2 separate regions of the Homo sapiens genome follow, and region 2 is linked to region 1. A link is an interaction called in ENCODE POLR2A ChIA-PET data of the cell type or tissue named here. Cell type or tissue: MCF 10A. All regions are shown on one strand. Each heading gives the region's core, and the rest is flanking DNA. Links, peaks and the distances in the headings are about the cores only.

Evidence for each region. ChIA-PET counts read pairs that join two places held together with the same protein. Peaks named below come from ENCODE experiments on the same cell type or tissue, not always from the same donor. Only the 100,000 strongest peaks of a DNase experiment are listed, where the experiment ranks them.
Region 2: POLR2A ChIA-PET joins it to region 1 with 5 read pairs; 3 of 35 experiments call an interaction of 5 or more read pairs at or near these places.

The regions. Positions count from the first base shown.
Region 1 is chr22:37,250,154-37,258,483 of GRCh38, reverse strand. No RefSeq gene overlaps it. Among named protein-coding and RNA genes, the nearest start is that of RAC2, 10 kb to the right of the region's middle. RefSeq lists an enhancer at 4,676-5,177. In MCF 10A, for the core only: no CTCF peak of the experiment used is centred there; a DNase peak (open chromatin) is centred at 4,043.
Region 2 is chr22:37,028,820-37,037,149 of GRCh38, reverse strand. It overlaps MPST (mercaptopyruvate sulfurtransferase), which reads right to left. Exons shown (of 3, transcript NM_021126.8): 3 at 7,335-7,934. The coding sequence ends at 7,636. It overlaps LOC112268295 (a long non-coding RNA gene), which reads right to left and starts at 5,101. Exons shown (of 2, transcript XR_002958751.1): 1 at 3,824-5,101; 2 at 1,637-2,591. RefSeq lists enhancers at 3,071-3,736, 3,829-4,346. In MCF 10A, for the core only: no CTCF peak of the experiment used is centred there; DNase peaks (open chromatin) are centred at 3,809 and 4,159.

The sequences.
Region 1 (8,330 bases), core at 11-8,010:
GGGCGTGGTGGTGGTGGGTGCCTGTAATCCCAGCTACTCAGGAGGCTGAGGCAGGAGAATGGTTTGAACATGGGAGTCAGAGGTTACAGTGAGCCGAGATAGTGCCACTGCACTGCAGCCTGGGCGACAGGGCGAGACTCTGTCTCAATAAATAAATAAATAAAAATAAAAGTTTTTCTGAGGTCCCTTTGGCCAAGAAGTGGTTTGTTTAGTCAGTTGGAGGGCTTATAATTGTATTTTTAGTTTACAGTAGCCATCTGTAAAACTATAAAGTTGAGTCTACCTTACACTGTGCAATGGGATAATGAGTCATGTCAAATAATTCAGTGTAACAAATGAAACCACAAAACTATAAGAAGAAACTATAGTAAACTGTTTGAAAAATATAATTTCAGAATGGCAAAGACCTTTCTAAAAATCACAAAGAACCCAGAAGCCATAAAAGAGAAGATTGATTAACCAAACTATTTAAATATGCAGAAGTCCACGTGGCTCAAGTCACCATCAGTTAAGCCAAAGTGCCAGTGGCCACCTGGGAACATATGGCTGTAACTTGTGTGATGGACCAGAAGTGAGTCCCCCTAACATGGAAATCAATCAAAAAGACCAACACCGAATAAGAAAGTAGGCAAAAGGTATGAAGGCACAGTTTACAGGAAAAGAAAATACAAATGGTTTTTTTTTTTTTTTTTTTTTTTTGAGGTGGAGTTTCTCTCTGTTGCCCAGGCTGGAACGTCGTTGCATGATCTCGGCTCACTGCAACCTCCACCTCCTGGGTTCAAGCGATTCTCCTCCCTCAGCCTCCCAAGTAGCCAGGATTACAGGCGCCTACTACCATGCCTGGCTAATTTTTGTATTTTTAATCGAGATGGGGTTTCTCCATGTTGGCCAGCCAAGTCTTGAACTCCTGGTCTCAAGCGATCCAAAGTGCTGGGATTACAGGCATGAGCCACCGTGCCTGGCCACAATGGCTTTTAACCCTCCAAAAAGATGCCTATCCTATGGAAAAGAAATGCAAATCAAAACTCCGGTGCAATGTCATTTATTGCTTACTGGGGTGTCATAAATAAGAACATTGCCTGAAACGCCGTATTGGTGGGGAAGCCAGTTTTCCCACACACCGCCGGTGGGAGGATGGATAGATACAACCCTGGTGGAGGGCCATTTGACACCGATGCACCCATTCTGTCACCCAGCAAACCCCTGTTGGGGAAGGCTGCCTTCAGATACTTGCATCTGGGCGAAATGGCACGTGTGCGCTGTTATTCATGGCAGCTTTCTCGTGGTAGCAAAAGGCGGGGAATCCTATCCTTCCTTCAACAGGAACTAATCAAATTAATTCTAGCAAGTCTGCACAATGGAATTCTGTCCATATAGAGGAAGCTCTTCGTCAACGAATGTGGGACAAACTTCAAGGTAAATAGTTAATGGAAACCAACAAGGTGCAGGACAGATTGGGATGAGAGACAGGAAGTGGAGAATGCTTTCTTCCACTGGAACATCTCTGGAGGGACATAGATACGTCAGTGACAGAGGTGGCCTCTGGAAGGGGAATTGAGTGCTGGGCAGATGGGCTGCAAGGTGGACCTGTGCCTTCTGTATTTTGGACCATGGGGATGCATTACCCATTCAAAAGTAGTATGAAAATATTAAAATGTAACAAAAAAACTTTAAAAATATTTGTGGTCTAGGTCCCAGTTTAGGGGGCTGGGATGATTGTGTTGTACTGGGATAGAAGAGACTGCTGGATTCAAGAGGGCAATGGGGTGTCCTGGGTGGGGGTAGGAGGCATCTCCAGTAGGCAGTGGAGAGAGATCTGGGAACTAGCCTGACTGAAGCGACCTCAGAGGGTGTACAGAGAAGGGACTGAGACCGAGGCCTGAGGCGCAGGTGTAGGAAGCAGGGGTGGGGGGTGTGTACCTGCTCAAGGATGGGAGGGGCAGCTCTCATCAGCCCGTCAGTTAGAGAGTGGCCTGTGGGGCCCGCTGGGAGGGCCTCCTGGGACCTGAGGTGTGGGGCAGTGGGAGCTTGGTTCTGTTTGGTATCTGGGTGTGTCTGGGGCACAGAGCCTGGCTCTGGGGGCAGAATGCTGGTTTTCTCATCAGGAAAGTCCCTGATGGAGAGAGGGACCCGCATTCTTCATGGGGGATCTTCGAAGAGAAAATCCTCTCCTAGAGGTAGGGAGGTGACTGGAACTGAAGAGTGGCCCAGGGCGGTCAGCCCAGGGAGCTGGGTTTGGGGATCGGGTGGGGGGCAGTCAGTGGGAGTTCCATCAGCTCCTCGGAATTTGACCTCAGAGCCACTCTGGGAAAACCCTGTCAGGCTGGGGACTCAACTCCAGCACCTGGGGACTGCCCAGAGCTGCCAGCCCTCCCTGTCACCTCTCTTGCTTGTGACACTGAACACAGGATGACCCCCAAGGCAGAGTGGACCTGGACGCAAATGTTCCCCAGCTCTGACTCCAGGGTGCCAGCCAGGGACACCCTAGGCATCCCCTCAATGTTTTCTTTCTTTCTCTCTCTCTCTCTTTCTCTCTCTCTCTTTCTTTCTCTCTCTCTGTCTCCCTCCCTCCCTCCTTTCTTCCTTCCCTCCCTTCCTCTCTTTTCTTTCTTTCTTTTTTCTTTCTGTCTTTCTCTCTCTCTCTTTCTTTCTCTTTCTCTCTCACTCTACTTTCCTCCCTTCCTTCCTTCCCTCCCTCCCTTTTCTTTCTCTCTCTCTCATCCTTCCTTCCCTCCTTTCTTCCTTCTCTCTTTCTCTTTTTCTTTCTCTCTCTCTTTCTTTCTCTCTTTTTCTTTCTCTCTCTCTCATCCTTCCTTCCCTCCTTTCTTCCTTCTTTCTTTCTGTCTCTTTTTCTTTCTTTCTTTCCTTCCCTCCCTCCCTTTCTTTCTTTCTTTCTTCTTCCTCTTTTCTTTCTTCTCTCTTTTCATTCATTCTCTCTCTCTCTTTCTTTCTTTTTCTTATTTCTACCACATTTTACTGAGTGCTAGGTCTGTGTCAGATCTTGGAATATAGTAAAGATTTTTAAAATGTTGGCTGCTATTTCAATAAGATTAAAAATTTTAGCATGATCTGATAATTCTAAAGTTGCATGCATTTGATGACATAACCTAAGGGTTTAAAAACAAAAATAAAAAGTGACAGAATTACAAGTAGAATTGACAAATTCACCACCATAGTGGGAGATTTAACATACTTTTCTCAAGAGCTGATAAATATAAGCAAGGTAAATATAAATTTATTTGTAATGATACGAAAGATCTAAACAATGCAATGAACACCTTTGATTTATTAGACACATAGGGAACACTGAATATATACACATTTATGAAAATAACACTCACAGTAGGTCATAGAGCAAGTCTCAACACATTAAAAGGAGTCAGTGTGACACCGTCTGTATTCTTTGTCTGCAGTATCACGAGGTAAGAGAACAAGATAACAGCCTCTTTCCCCAACTCTTGGAAATTAACAATGCACTTTCAAATGACTCATTGAGCAGAACGGAAATCGTAATGAAAGTTGAAAAATGTTTAGAACTAAAACATAATAAAATATTACATATTAAAACTGTGGGTTGTGGTAAATTTTATGTTATGTCTATTTTACCACAATTAAAAGCAATGCTAAAGTAGTATTGCCTTAAGAACTTGTATTAGGAACAAAATAAGACTAAAAATTCATGAACTAAGCATTCAAAACTAAGAAGTAAAGTAAGAACATCAGAACAAAGCAAAAGAAAGAAAAGAAACAATAAAGATAAGAATAGAAATTAATTAAATGGGAAACAAATGTATAGTAGAAAGGATTAACAAGACCAAAATTTGGCTCTTTGAAAAGGTGAGTAAAATTAATGAAACTGGGGAGCAATTGATTAAGAACAAAGTTTGAAGGCATAAATAATCAATATAGGATAAAAAAAGGGAGATAACAGAAATTAGAGAGGAGAGATTCAAAAGATATAAAATAATACTATGAATAGCTTTACACTAATGAATTTGAAAACCCAAGCAAAATGGGCAACTTTCCAGAAAAATATCTAAAGCATGACTCAAGAAGTAATAGTGGCCGGGCGCGGTGGTTCATGCCTATAATCCCAGCACTTTGGGAGGTCAAGGTGGGCAGATTGCTTGAGCTCAGGAGACCATCTTGACCAATATGGTGAAACCTCATCTCTACTAAAAATAAAAAATTAGCCGGGCCTAGTGGTGCCTGCCTGTAGTCCCAGCTACTTGCGAGGCTGAGGCATGAGAATCACTGGAACCCAGGAGGTGGAGGTGGCAGAGAGCTGAGATCACACCACTGCACTCCAGCCTAGGTGACAGAGTAAGACTCTGTCTCAAAAAAAAAAAAAAAAAAAAGGAATTCCAAATAGTCCTATACCCCTTAAAGAAATTGAATTAGTAGTTTAAAATCTACCCCTCTTCCCCCTCTCCCCCATAATTCTGAAACCAGGTCCAGATACAGATGGCTTTATAAATTTTATAAAATATTTAAGGGAGAGATAATGTAATATTATCCAAACTGGCTGGGCGCGGTGGCTCACGCCTGTAATCCCAGCACTTTGGGAGGCCGAGGCGGGCAGATCACGAGGTCAGGAGATCGAGACCATCCTGGCTAACACGGTGAAACCCTGTCTCTACTAAAAATACAAAAAATTAGCCAGGCGTGGTGGTGGGCGCCTGTAATCCCAGCAACTCGGGAGACTGGGGCAGGAGAATGGAGAATGGTGTGAACCTGGGAGGTGGAGGTTGCAGTGAGCCGAGATCGTGCCACTGCACTCCACCTGGGTGACAAAGCAAGACTCCATCTCAAAAAAAAAAACAAAACATAATATTACCAACTCTCATAATGAAACTAGTATAACCTTGATAACAACAACAACAAAAAAAGACAAAGACAATATAAGGAAAATGACCGGCCGATCTCCCCACCCTACCTGTAAATATTGGCAATTTCAAGCCAGCAATACACAAAAGGCGATGCATCATGACTGACTGAGTGAGGGTGTGACTGAAGCTGCTGTAACAAAAAGATCTGAAAACGCAGTGGCTTAAAGAAGCAAAAGTGTATTTCTCTCTCAGGTCTCGAGCTGAGTGGTCTGGCTCTATGTTGCCCCCACATGGTTCCAGGATTGTTCTGGCGTTTTTATTTCCTACTCCGTGGGGAGAGGGGAAAATGCTGTACAGGATAAATGGTTTAGCTTCCAAGGAGATGATGCAGAAGTTGCTGACATCACTTCCATTTGCACCTTTTTCCCCCAGACATGATCATAGGGCCCACTCTGCTGCAAGGGAGACTGAGAAATGTCTTTAGCTGGGTGAATGTGTGGCTAGCCCCAATGCTGGGATCTCTGTTATTAAAAAGAAGCAGAGAACGGTTGCTTAGGGATACTCAGCAATAGTCCCCATATTAACTAAATTAGACTTATCTGGGAATGCAAGGAGAATTGGACATCAGAAAATGTATTAATATAATTCACAACATTTCCATGGGTACAGAAAAAGACATTCAATCAAATTAAACGCTTAATAATGATAAAACAAAACTGCCGTTTCTAAGAATAGTAGGGAAACTTCTTTCAGTGACAATAATATCCACCAAAAGCCTGCAGTAGACATCAGGTTCAATGGTGAAACATTAGAAACAGTCTCTTTAAAATCAGAAATAAGACAAGGTTGCCTGCCAGCACTGATTCCCTTCAGCCCTGTAATAAAAGATCTAGACAAGCCAAGGAATTAACGTTATAAAAATTGGGAAGGAAGAAATAAAACTGTCACTTTTCATAAATGATAAGACTGTCTATAAAGACAGCTGTAGACTTGTTAGGAGCAAAATCTTTACATAAATTAGAATGAGAATTTCCATCCAGGTTTCTATATAAGTTCAATATACAAAATGTGACATTTTCCCTACGTATGGGCAACAAATAGAAAATTCAATTTAAAAAATATTAGTTATAATGGCACTGAAAGTAATAAGGTATCAAGGAATGAATCTTTCAAAAAATGTGCATGACCTTTCCGGGGGGAAATTATAAAACTTAATTGAAAGATATAAAGAAGCAATATACCATGTTAATGGACAGGAAGACTCAATATATAAAGATGTCACTTCTCCCCAAGTTCCTCTAGAAATTGAATACAATTCTAATCAGAATCCTCACACAGTTTTTCTTGGAACTTGACAAGCTTATTATGAACTTTATATGAAAGAGCAAAGTGTCAGTGGTAACGATAACAATTTTGAAAACATTCAAGAGTGGATGATTTGCTCTGCTGGGTATAAAGATCTGATATAGAACTTCAGTAGTTGGCTGGGTGCAGTGGCTCACGCCTGTAAGTCATACCAGCACTTTGGGAGGTCAAGGCGGGCAGATCACCTGAGGTCAGGAGTTCAAGACCAGCTTGGCCAACATGTGAAACCCTGTCTCTACTAAAAATACAAAATTAGCTACATGTGGTGGCAGGCGCCTGTAATCTCAGCTATTTGGATGCTGAGGCAGGAGAATCACTTGAACCTGGGAGGTGGAGGATGCAGTGAGCCGAGATGGTGCCGTCGCACTCCAGTCTGGGCAACAGGAGTGAAACTCCGTCTCAAAAAAAAAAAAAAAAAAGAACTGCAGTAATTGAGGCAGTGTTTTACCGGCTTGAGGGTGGACCAAGAGTCCAATAGATGGAGAGGCTAGGAAAAGACTCATGCACTTATAGACTCTTGACATGTGATATGATTTGGATCTGTGTCCCCATCTAAATCTCATGTCAAATTGTAATCCCCAACAGTGGAAGTAGGGCCTGGTGGGAGGTGATTGGATCATGGGGGCGGAGTTTGCATGAATGGTTTAGCACCATCCTTCTTGGGTACTGTATAGTGAGTGAGTTTTTGTGAGATCTGGTTGTTTGAAAGTGTGTGGCACCTCTCACCCCCTTGGTCCTGTTCTTGCCATGGAAGATGTCTGTTTCCACTTTGCCTTCCACCACGAGGCCCCCCCAGAAGCAGATGCCACCATGCTTCCTGTGCGGCCTGTGATACTGTGAGCCAGTTCAACCTCTTTTTCTTAGTAAATTACCCATTCCCAGATATTTCTTTATAGCAGTGGAACTGTGAGATGCGAGATGGCTTGACCACAGCTTACTGGGCAAAAAGCAGGCAGAGCTACTCAATAAATGGTTCTGGAACAATCAGTCATGGAGATAATGATGTTAAATACATATCACACAGGCCAGGTGCGGTGGCTCACGCCTGTAATCCCAGCACTCTGGGAGGCCGAGGCGGGCAGATCACCAGAGGTTGGGAGTTCGAGATCAGCCTGGCTAACATGGTGAAGCCCCATCTCTACTAAATATACAAAATTAGCTGGGTGTGGTGGTGCGTGCCTGTAATCCCAGCTACTTGGGAGGCTGAGGCAGGAGAACCGCTTGAGCCCCGTAGGCAGAGGTTGCAGTGAGCTGGGATCATGCCACTGCACTCCAGCCTGGGTGACAGAGTGAGACTCAGTCTCCAAAAATAAAATAAAATACAATAATAAAAAAATACATATCACACAAAAACTAAAAACAGTCAATAATCTCACCACACCCTAAATTCCGTCTGAAGTGTGTAAAGACCTACTCATATTTATTTTCTTTTTTCTTTCTTGAGACAGGGTCTCACTCTGTTGCCCAGGCTGGAGTACAGTGGTATGATCATGGCTCACTGCAGCCTCGACCTCCCAGGCTCAAGCGACCTGCCCACCTTAGCCTCCTGAGTAGCTAGGACTACAGGCATGCACCAACACATCTGGCTAATTTTTGTATTTTTTGTAGAGATGGGGTTTCACCATATTACCCAAGATGGTTTCAAACTCCTGGGCTCAAGTGATCTATGTGCCTTCATCTCCCAAAGTGCTGGGATTGCAGGCATGAGCCACTGCACCTGACAAGACCTGTTTATGAAAAGCAAAACTTTAAAAGAAAATGAGGATATTCGTCTTCATGAAATTGGGGGAAGGAAAGGAATTTTTAAGTAAGATTCACTCCAAAAAACACAAGTCATTATGATGCAGGGCAGGTGAGCCTCCAAATTGGGGCTTAGCTTTGGAAGGTTCTTGGGTTCTCTCAGGAAGGAATTCCGTGCTGAGCTGACGGTGGAAGAAAACAGCTTTATGGAGGTGGCAGTGTTACAGCTGCGCGAGTGCCCCTGCAGAGTAGGGCTACCTGACGGGCAGTGTACTGAGAGCAGCAGCTCAGGGGCAGTTCCACCGTCATATTTATACCCACTTTTAGTCACATGCAAATTAAGGGGTGGGGTATTTAGAACTTTCTAGAAAAAGGGTGGTAGTTTCCGGGCTGTTG
Region 2 (8,330 bases), core at 246-8,245, 220 kb after region 1:
GGAGCTGCATGTGTAGCTCCAGTCATTGGAAAAGCAAGCACAGCCTGGTACTGAATTTCTCCCCTAATTCGCTTTCTGCAGGTTACAGGAGGGGCATTTACCTGCCACTTTGCAGAAGGTGAGAAAGGCACCTCAAGAAAAGGAATAAGCTGAAGTGAATAAAATTCATATTCACATGCTTTCTTGTTTTTATTTTCTTTTTATTTGTTTGTTTTTAGAGACAGGATCTTGCTGTGTTGCCCAGGCTAGAGTGCAGGGATGCAGTCATGGCTCACTGCAGCCTTGAACTTCTCCTGGGCTCAAGTGATCCTCCTGCTTCAGCCTCCTGAGTAGTTTGGACGACAGGTGTGCAACCACCATGCCCAGCTAATCTATGTTTTTGAAGAGACAGGGTCTTCACTTGTTGCCCAGGCTGATCTCAAATTCCTGGCCTCAAGCAATCCTCCTGCCCGGGACTCCCAAAGTGCTGTGATTACAAGCATGAGCCACCGTGCCTGTCCTTGCTTTTACTTTGAAGTCAATCAGGCAGCATAAAAAAAAAAAAAGTTCTGGAGAGGTCAGGCGCGGTGGCTCACACCTGTAATCCCAGCACTTTGGGAGGCTGAGGCAGGTGGATCACAAGGTCAAGAGATCGAGACCATCCTGGCCCACATGGTGAAACCCCGTCTCTACTGAAAATTCAAAAATTAGCTGGGCGTAGTGGCAGGTGCCTGTGGTCCCAGCTACTCGGCAGGCTGAGGCAGGAGAATCACTTGAACCCGGGAGGTGGAGGTTGCAGTGAGCTGAGATTGTGCCACCGCACTCCAGTCTGGTGATAGAGCTAGACTCCGTCTCAAAAAAAAAAAAAAAAAAGTCCCGGAGAAACATATCAAAGAGCACACAGCTAGCCAGACAAGTAAATTAGCCTTTGGTTGCCCTGTTCCTCACTTGTGTACAAAGGTGTGAACGTGCATGTGTTTGTGTGCGTGTGCATACACACCTATGTGTTTTAAGGGGTGTATGACACCTCCCCACCCAGAGAGAAGCCTGCTCCCTCTTCTGTGATCCCCTCCCCAATTCTGTCTTGTAGTGGACAAAAGCCTTGTGGTCATTCTGTCTAGGATTCAGAGCCCAGCCCCAGATCTAACCTCTCCTGTCATCTTGGGCAAGTCACTTGACTTTTTTTTTTTTTTTTTTTTTTTGAGGCAAAGTTGCCCAGGCTGGAGTGCAGTGGCGCGATCCCAGCTCACTGCAACCTCCGCCTCCTGGGTTCAAGTGATTCTCCTACCTCAGCCTCCCAAATAGCTGGGATTACAGGCACCCACCACCACGTCCAGCTAATGTTTTGTATTTTTAGTAGAGACGGGGTTTGACTATGTTGGCCAGGCTGTCACGAACTCCTGACCTCAATCACCTGACTTATGGAGGATAATAACACCTGTTTCTCGGAGTGGTTAGAGTAAATGGAGGCAAAGCACTTAGCATCCTCTCTGGCACATGGAAACAGTAAACAGGAGGGGTTATTAAGGTGCCTCTCAGCCCTGAGAGTGTACTTGTGTAATATTAAACATTCATTGGCCCCTGCAGAGACAAAGGGAAAGCTTCCCTTTCTCCTCGTGAAGGCTCGCTGAAAATCAACAGACAAAAGGAAGATTAATTGGAGAAAAGACAAAATTTATTTCAACGTGCAGAGCATGAGGGAATCACAGAAGTTACCCAATAACCCAGTGGGGTACAGGTGCATGCGCCCTTCTTCACGGGGGAAGGAGAGATGGGGGACACGTGGCAATTTGAAGGACAGTCAATGGTTTTTAGGGGGGAAATGAATGAGTCCAGCGTCCAGATGATAATTAATAATTTCTTTGGACATTGAAAGGGAAAGAGAGCAGATAATGGTTTGGGATGAAGTTTATCTGGGCTGTAGGTGTGGTGTTTAATGTTCAGTCTCATATCCTCTAGGATATGAGTTTTAACCTCTAGCTAATGATATTCCAGGGAAGGTAATTGTGTTCCCCTTTGGCAGGTCCCGTTTCTAGGCAGATAAAGAAACTTCAGAGAACAGCGTCATCCTGCACTTTGAGAGAGACAGAGGATTCAGAGAAGGAGGCAGGGAGGTCAGATAGACCTTGAGGCTGCTTCATGTCAGAGCGCCATATTTTAGGGCAATGCTTTCTGAGCCCCTAACCCCCCATCCATGTCAGTTGCTGTGCTGGTACCAGGACAAGAAACATGAATAAGATACGTTACCCCTCAAGGTTTTACAGCCCAGCCAAGGGAGGCAGGCAGGGCAGGTGCAGGACAGGAGAGCAGTAACAGTAACAATACAACATGGTGGTCGGGCACAGTGGCTCAGGCCTGTAATCCCAGCACTTTGAGAGGCCAAGGCAGGCAGAACACTTGAGGTCAGGAGTTTGAGACCAGCCTGACCAACATGGTGAAACCCCGTCTCTACTAAAAATACAAAAATCAGCCAGGTGTGGTGGTGGGCACCTGTAATCCCAGCTACTCCAGAGGCTGAGGCACAAGAATCGCTTGAAACTGGGAGGTGGAGGTTGCAGTGAGCTGAGATCTTGCCATTGCACTTCAGCCTGGGTGACAGAGCGAGACTCCATCTTAAAACAAACAACAAACAAACAAACAAGCCCGTGGATTTGGTGCTTATGAGGTCAGCTTCTGCTCTCAGTGCTATGTATGAACCAAATCACTTCATCCTCACAGCAATCCTATAAAGTGGATTATTGCCACGTCTCAGATGAGGAAATCCAGGCCCCTCTGCCCACACTCACGGCCAGGGAGTTGGAGGTCAGGGTGCTCCGGAGGCTGCCCTTTGAACCGTCCCCTGCTGCAGCTCTCCCTGGAGCAAGAGGGCACAGTCCAGGGAATTCATAAAAGGGACTATGCGTGGGTGTGGAGGTGCCTCTCAGACCCAGAACCAGCCCCCCAACCCATGGCGGTTCTCTGTGTTTCCACTTCTCAGATACTCCTCGCCACGCTGTTGCCAGGATCCATGTCTGTCCCTCCCCATGGGGCGAATGCCCCCTCTCAGGGCTGGTCTTTATCCTCCATGCCCCCAGATCCTGCCACAGGGCCTGTCCCTAGGAAGTACCCTGGAATGAATGGAGGAGACAGGCTGAGTGCTGGGTGCGGGCTGAGTGGGGGACTTGGACAAAGGCAATGGGAGTAGAGGTGGAGGTCTGACCGGCTGTAGGTAAGTGGGACAGAGTCTCAGATCACTTGCTGCCAGGTGTGGGCCTGGGTGACCCACAAGTGGTGACCGTGCACACTGAGACAGGGGACACAGGTGGAGGAGCAGGCTTGGGGCTGGGAGGCCATGACTCAGGGATCTGAGTTCAGGAGGAATCGAGTTGCGGGAGGCCCCGATTCCAGAGTCACTGGCTCAGCACAGTCGTTGAAACCATCCGAATGGCAGCATTATCTAGAGAGCGGGCCCGCCTCGAAGCAGGCCGAGGGAGACTCCAGAGAACACAGACGGGAAACCAGAAGGGCAGTCAGCTAGGATTCAGTATCGAGGACCTGAAGACCTCAACATCCTGACAGTTGAGGGGCAAGGAGCCCCTGCAGGTATCGCTGTGCAATCAAGGGATCAAACAAAGCCCCCAGAAGTTCAGGCAAGATCAGCCTACCAAGTTCCACCCCTAGTAGGTTAATAGGCAAAAAATTTAGGTGCTTAAAATAACACTTTCCGTTAACCTGAATATTTCAACATTTCATCTTCCCCCAAGTGATTCATCCTCCATGAGTTAAGGATAATAAAGCTCCATTGTGCTTATAGAGCTGAGGTTATTCCAGTAGGTGTGACACCTGACTTCATTTTGAGCCTTACCTGATGTGACATCACACCCACACTGGGCATGGCAGAACTGAGTTTGCTCCCATTTTTCAGATGAGAAGACTGAGGCCCCAACAGGAAGGCTCTGGAACGCAGACCTTCTGGGGCCTTGTGCAAAGCTGATTCCACAGCACCAGGACCAGATCGCTGCATGGATCCATATTCAGCCCACTGTGTGGATGGGGGCTTTGATCTCTGGAGGCAATGACCCAGGAAGTGGAAAACATTCCAGGGCAGCTGGTTAGGCAAGGTTGGGAAACGCATTTCCAACTGTTCCTGACACAGAGGGGGCGCCGAGCAAATATTTGCCAAGTGGATAAAAATTTCATCATTCTTGTTGCTCAGTGTTGCAAGTTCCTGCCTCGAACACACAGGTTGGGTAGGGCGGGCCCTGGCAGAGGCCAGGATCCTGCAGTCAGTGGTTAATTATTCTAAGAGTTCAGGCTTGCAGGAGGCGGGACGGAGCTGGGCGGAGGGTGCGTGTCTAGTTCATTCCTAACAAACTCCTGCAAAGTTAAACTGAAGCTCTGTAGTCCTAGAAAGGTGCGGCTAGATCGCCCACCTCTAGGCAGGTCACCTCCGAGCCTGTCCAGACCCAAGGAGGACCTTCCCAGGAGAAAAAAGCCCGGGCTGGAATCAGCCTTGGTTTCCTTGCTGCAGGTTGGACTAGGGTAGGGGAAGGGCGCCTAACCCAAACCCATTGGTTAAATTCCACTGCTCAAGGTTTCCCTGTGGAGCTGAGAAACACGTGGCCATCTTCCCTGAGCTTCTCATGCGTTTCTGTTCTCACCTTGATCCTGGAATCTGGAAAACCATGGCAGGCAAGATCCGCTGGAGAAACTCCTCCCCTGGAGAATTCTAACTCCAGTTAGGTTCCTCTAGCAAACTAGCTGTGTGCCCTGAGGCAAATCACTGAACCTCTCTGAGCTTGTTTTCCCACCTGTAAAATTAGTCTGTTGTGAAATAGATCATTTCACAGCACCCCCTTCTCTCTGGAAATGTACTCTAAAAGACTAGTTTCTCCTCCCTAGTTTGGAAGCTTTGAGAGGGCTGGGACACAATTCTATTTGTCACTCTCTCTCCTCCAATGCCGGAAGTGCAGAAGGCACTTAACATGCTGAATAAGTAAAACTCCTTTAAAACTAATGGGAAGAAACCCTTGGTGTTTACTCTGCACCAAGCAAAACAGTTTCTGTGGATTATCTCATGTAATCCTCATACTGCTCAGGAAGGTACTTCTTTTTTTGAGATACGATCTTGCTCTGTTTCCCAGGCTGGAGTGCGGTGGTGTCATCACAGCTCACTGCAGCCTTGACCTCCCAGGCTCAAGCGATCTTTGCACTTCAGCCTCCCAAGTAGCTGTGACTACAGGCACATGCCACTCTGCCCGGCTCATCTTTTTTCTTATTTTTGCCTACAGATGAGGTCTCACTATGTTGTCCAGGCTGGTCTTGAACTCCTGAGTTCAAGTGATCCTCCCACCTATGCCTCCCAAAGTGTTGAGGTTACAGGCGTGAGCCACCGTGCTGGCCAGGAAGGTACTATTTTGCCCGTTTTACAGGTGAAGAAACGGGTCTGGGCGCTGTGGCTCACGCCTGTAATCCCAACACTTTGGGAGGCCGAGGAAGGTGGATCACGAGGGCAGGAGTTTGAGACCAGCCTGGCCAACATGGTGAAACCCTGTCTCTACTAAAAATACAAAAATTAGCCGGGCGTGATGGTGAGTGCCTGTAATCCCAGCTACTCAGGAGGCTGAGGTAGGAGAATCGCTTGAACCCGCGAGGCAGAGGTTTCAGGGAGCCGAGATCGTGCCATTGCACTCCAGCCCGCGCAACAGAGCAAGACTCTTATCTCGGGGTGGGGGGGAAAAAAGAAACGGAAGCCTGCAGAGGCTGGGCAGCATGTTCGAGGTCAGGCTGCCTTGTGTGGAGTGGTTGGGACTGGAAGCTGGATCAGAACCTCACATGTTTGCAGACAAACTTGTCTCCTCAAAGTGGCAGAGCCATTCCAGGAAGGAAAACTAAAGCTTGTCTGAGACCGGCCAGAAAGGGGGGAGTGTCTAAACTGCCTCACTTCCACTTCTGGGAGAAGGTGCTTATGATGGGGAGTCGGGGAGCCCCTCCATGTTGGGGTTCCCTGTCTACACTGTTCCTGACTGCAGTGGTCAATTGTGTTATTTGCCCCTAGGGCAGTGGTTCTTGACTGGGGGTGATTTTTGCCCCCCAGGGGACATCCGGCCACATCTGGAGACTTTCAGTTGTCATAACTGGGCAGTGTTACTGGCATCTAGTGGGCAGAGGCCAGAAACGCGGCCAAGCATCCCCCAGCACACAGGACGGCCCCCATGACAAGGAATCATTCAGTGTAAATGTCAGCAGCACTGAGGCTGAGAACCCCCGGTGTGGAAAACGGGGACTCTGCAGTGGACTCTTGGAAGGGCTCTCATCTGAGTTTCTTCTTCGGAAGTACACGATTCCCATGTTTTAGGGGAGGAAACTGAGGCTCCGAGAGGTTGGGAGTTACTTTAGAGCTCTTACTTGGAAAACCAAGATTCTAGGCTGTGTCGATTTCTCCCGTCCCTGCGGACTTGGGAAATGACTCAGCATCAGGGGGAAGTTGAGGGGATACAGTCAGGTGAAAAGAGGAATAAACTGAGTCAGGGAATCTGGATCTGGCCCTGGCTCTTCATAAATTCAGTGTGGCCTTGGTAAGTCACTGCCCCTCTCTGGTCTCGTTTCCAAAGGAAGGGCCAATAAGATAACTTCGAGCTCTCCCCAGTACCGCCTGGCAGGACACTGCCCCTGCGCTGCTGAGATGGTGCCTGAGGGCTGGAAAGACGGGGAGGGGCAATCCAGGTCGTGATGGGCAGGGGGGAGTTTGGGGCCTTCTCAGACACCTACGTCCACCTCTGCACAAAGGATAAATCCCGGGCAAGGAGGATGGAACCCCTACCCTTGGGAAATGGGGAGAGATGTTCTCTTTGAGCAGAAAGAATCAAACTCCCTGGGTCCACCCACTCCGGGAATTCCACAGACCAGCCCCCAAGTGTGAGCTTCCAGAGTTTAGAGCCAGGTTCTCCTCCAATTCAGCTCAGCTTAGCCCTTCCCTAGAACATCCCAGCTGGGCTGGGACATTCCTCCTTGGCATGGCACAGGCTTCTGTTAAGCTCTGGCCCCATCTTCTTCTGGAAATGAGATGTACTATTTACCTGCTAGAAGGGCAGGTGGTGGGAGAGTAGCTTTGGGTGGGACCACAGACATGTCACAGCAAAATTCACCTTAAATAGCCCAGATGCCAGAAGGGAGAACGCCCAGGATTATGGGGTGAGGGACAGCTTGCTAGGGGCTAGCTCAGTCACAGAAGTGGGGAGCTCTGGGGCCCCAGCACTGCTTGGAAGGCAGAGACAGGATCTCCAAGACCCTCAGGCTCCCCAGAGTGACCTTTGCTGGGCATGACAGAACCCCTGGCTCCTTAGGAAAACCGAGGCAGCCCCAGAGCTACAAGATTTAGCACTTGGTTATTTTATTTCCTCAAAAATAAAACAGAAAGGAGGCGGGGCCCCAGCTCAGCACCAGGTGGGCAGCTCGGAGTTGTGGCCTCCCTCCTCCAGGGCTCGCCTCCGCCTTTCCTCCCGCCCCTACTGGCAGCCAACAAGTCAACGGAATTCCTGGCCTTTGAGATGTCACCCCAAATGCCACCTGAGTTGAGTGAAGAAACACTCTCTTGGTGAAAGCAGAAGCGGAGCTACCAGGCCAGGCATTGCTGGTGGCCGGCATCACCTGAGCTCGCCTGTGTCCTGCCCAGCTTCAGTGGGTCTTCCCCCGGCCCTCTGAGATGACATCCTCGGGCCGGGCGCGCATGTACCACTCCACCCAGGAGCCATCGTAGATGGGCACGTCTGGCTTGCCGCAGAGGTAGGCCCCTAGTGCCACGTGGCAGGCTGTGACGCCAGAGCCACACGTGGCCACCAGTGGCTTAGACAGGTCCACTTTCTTCTCCTGGAACAGATGGCGGATCTCCTCAGGGCTCTTCTCCAGCCCCTCCTGGCTCAGGAAGTCTGTGAAGGGGATGTTCACGGTACCTGGGATGTGGCCAGGTTCAATGCCTACAGCAGGGGAGCAGGGAGGAGGGGACAAATAGAAGGATGCTATGAATGGTACCTCGTATTTGTGGTGCTCGAGATATTGAGAGCATCCCATGCAAGCATGGTGCTAAATCCTTTATATCCACCATCTCATTTAATTCTCACAACCATAAAACCTGAGCACTGTTTAGAGGAGCCCCCATTTTATACACGGTGATGCTGAGGTTAAGTACCACCTGAGGCTAACACATCTAGCAAATTGCTGACTGAACTTTGAACCTAAGAACTGGGCCCCAAGGTTTCCTGACTATGCACCCTAGGGACAGCAAAGCAATAAACAAGACCCCTGCCTAGCTAGAACGTGCAGTACCTGCAGGCAAGGAGCTTTAATCTGGCAGGGCAGACAGGCAACTGAAT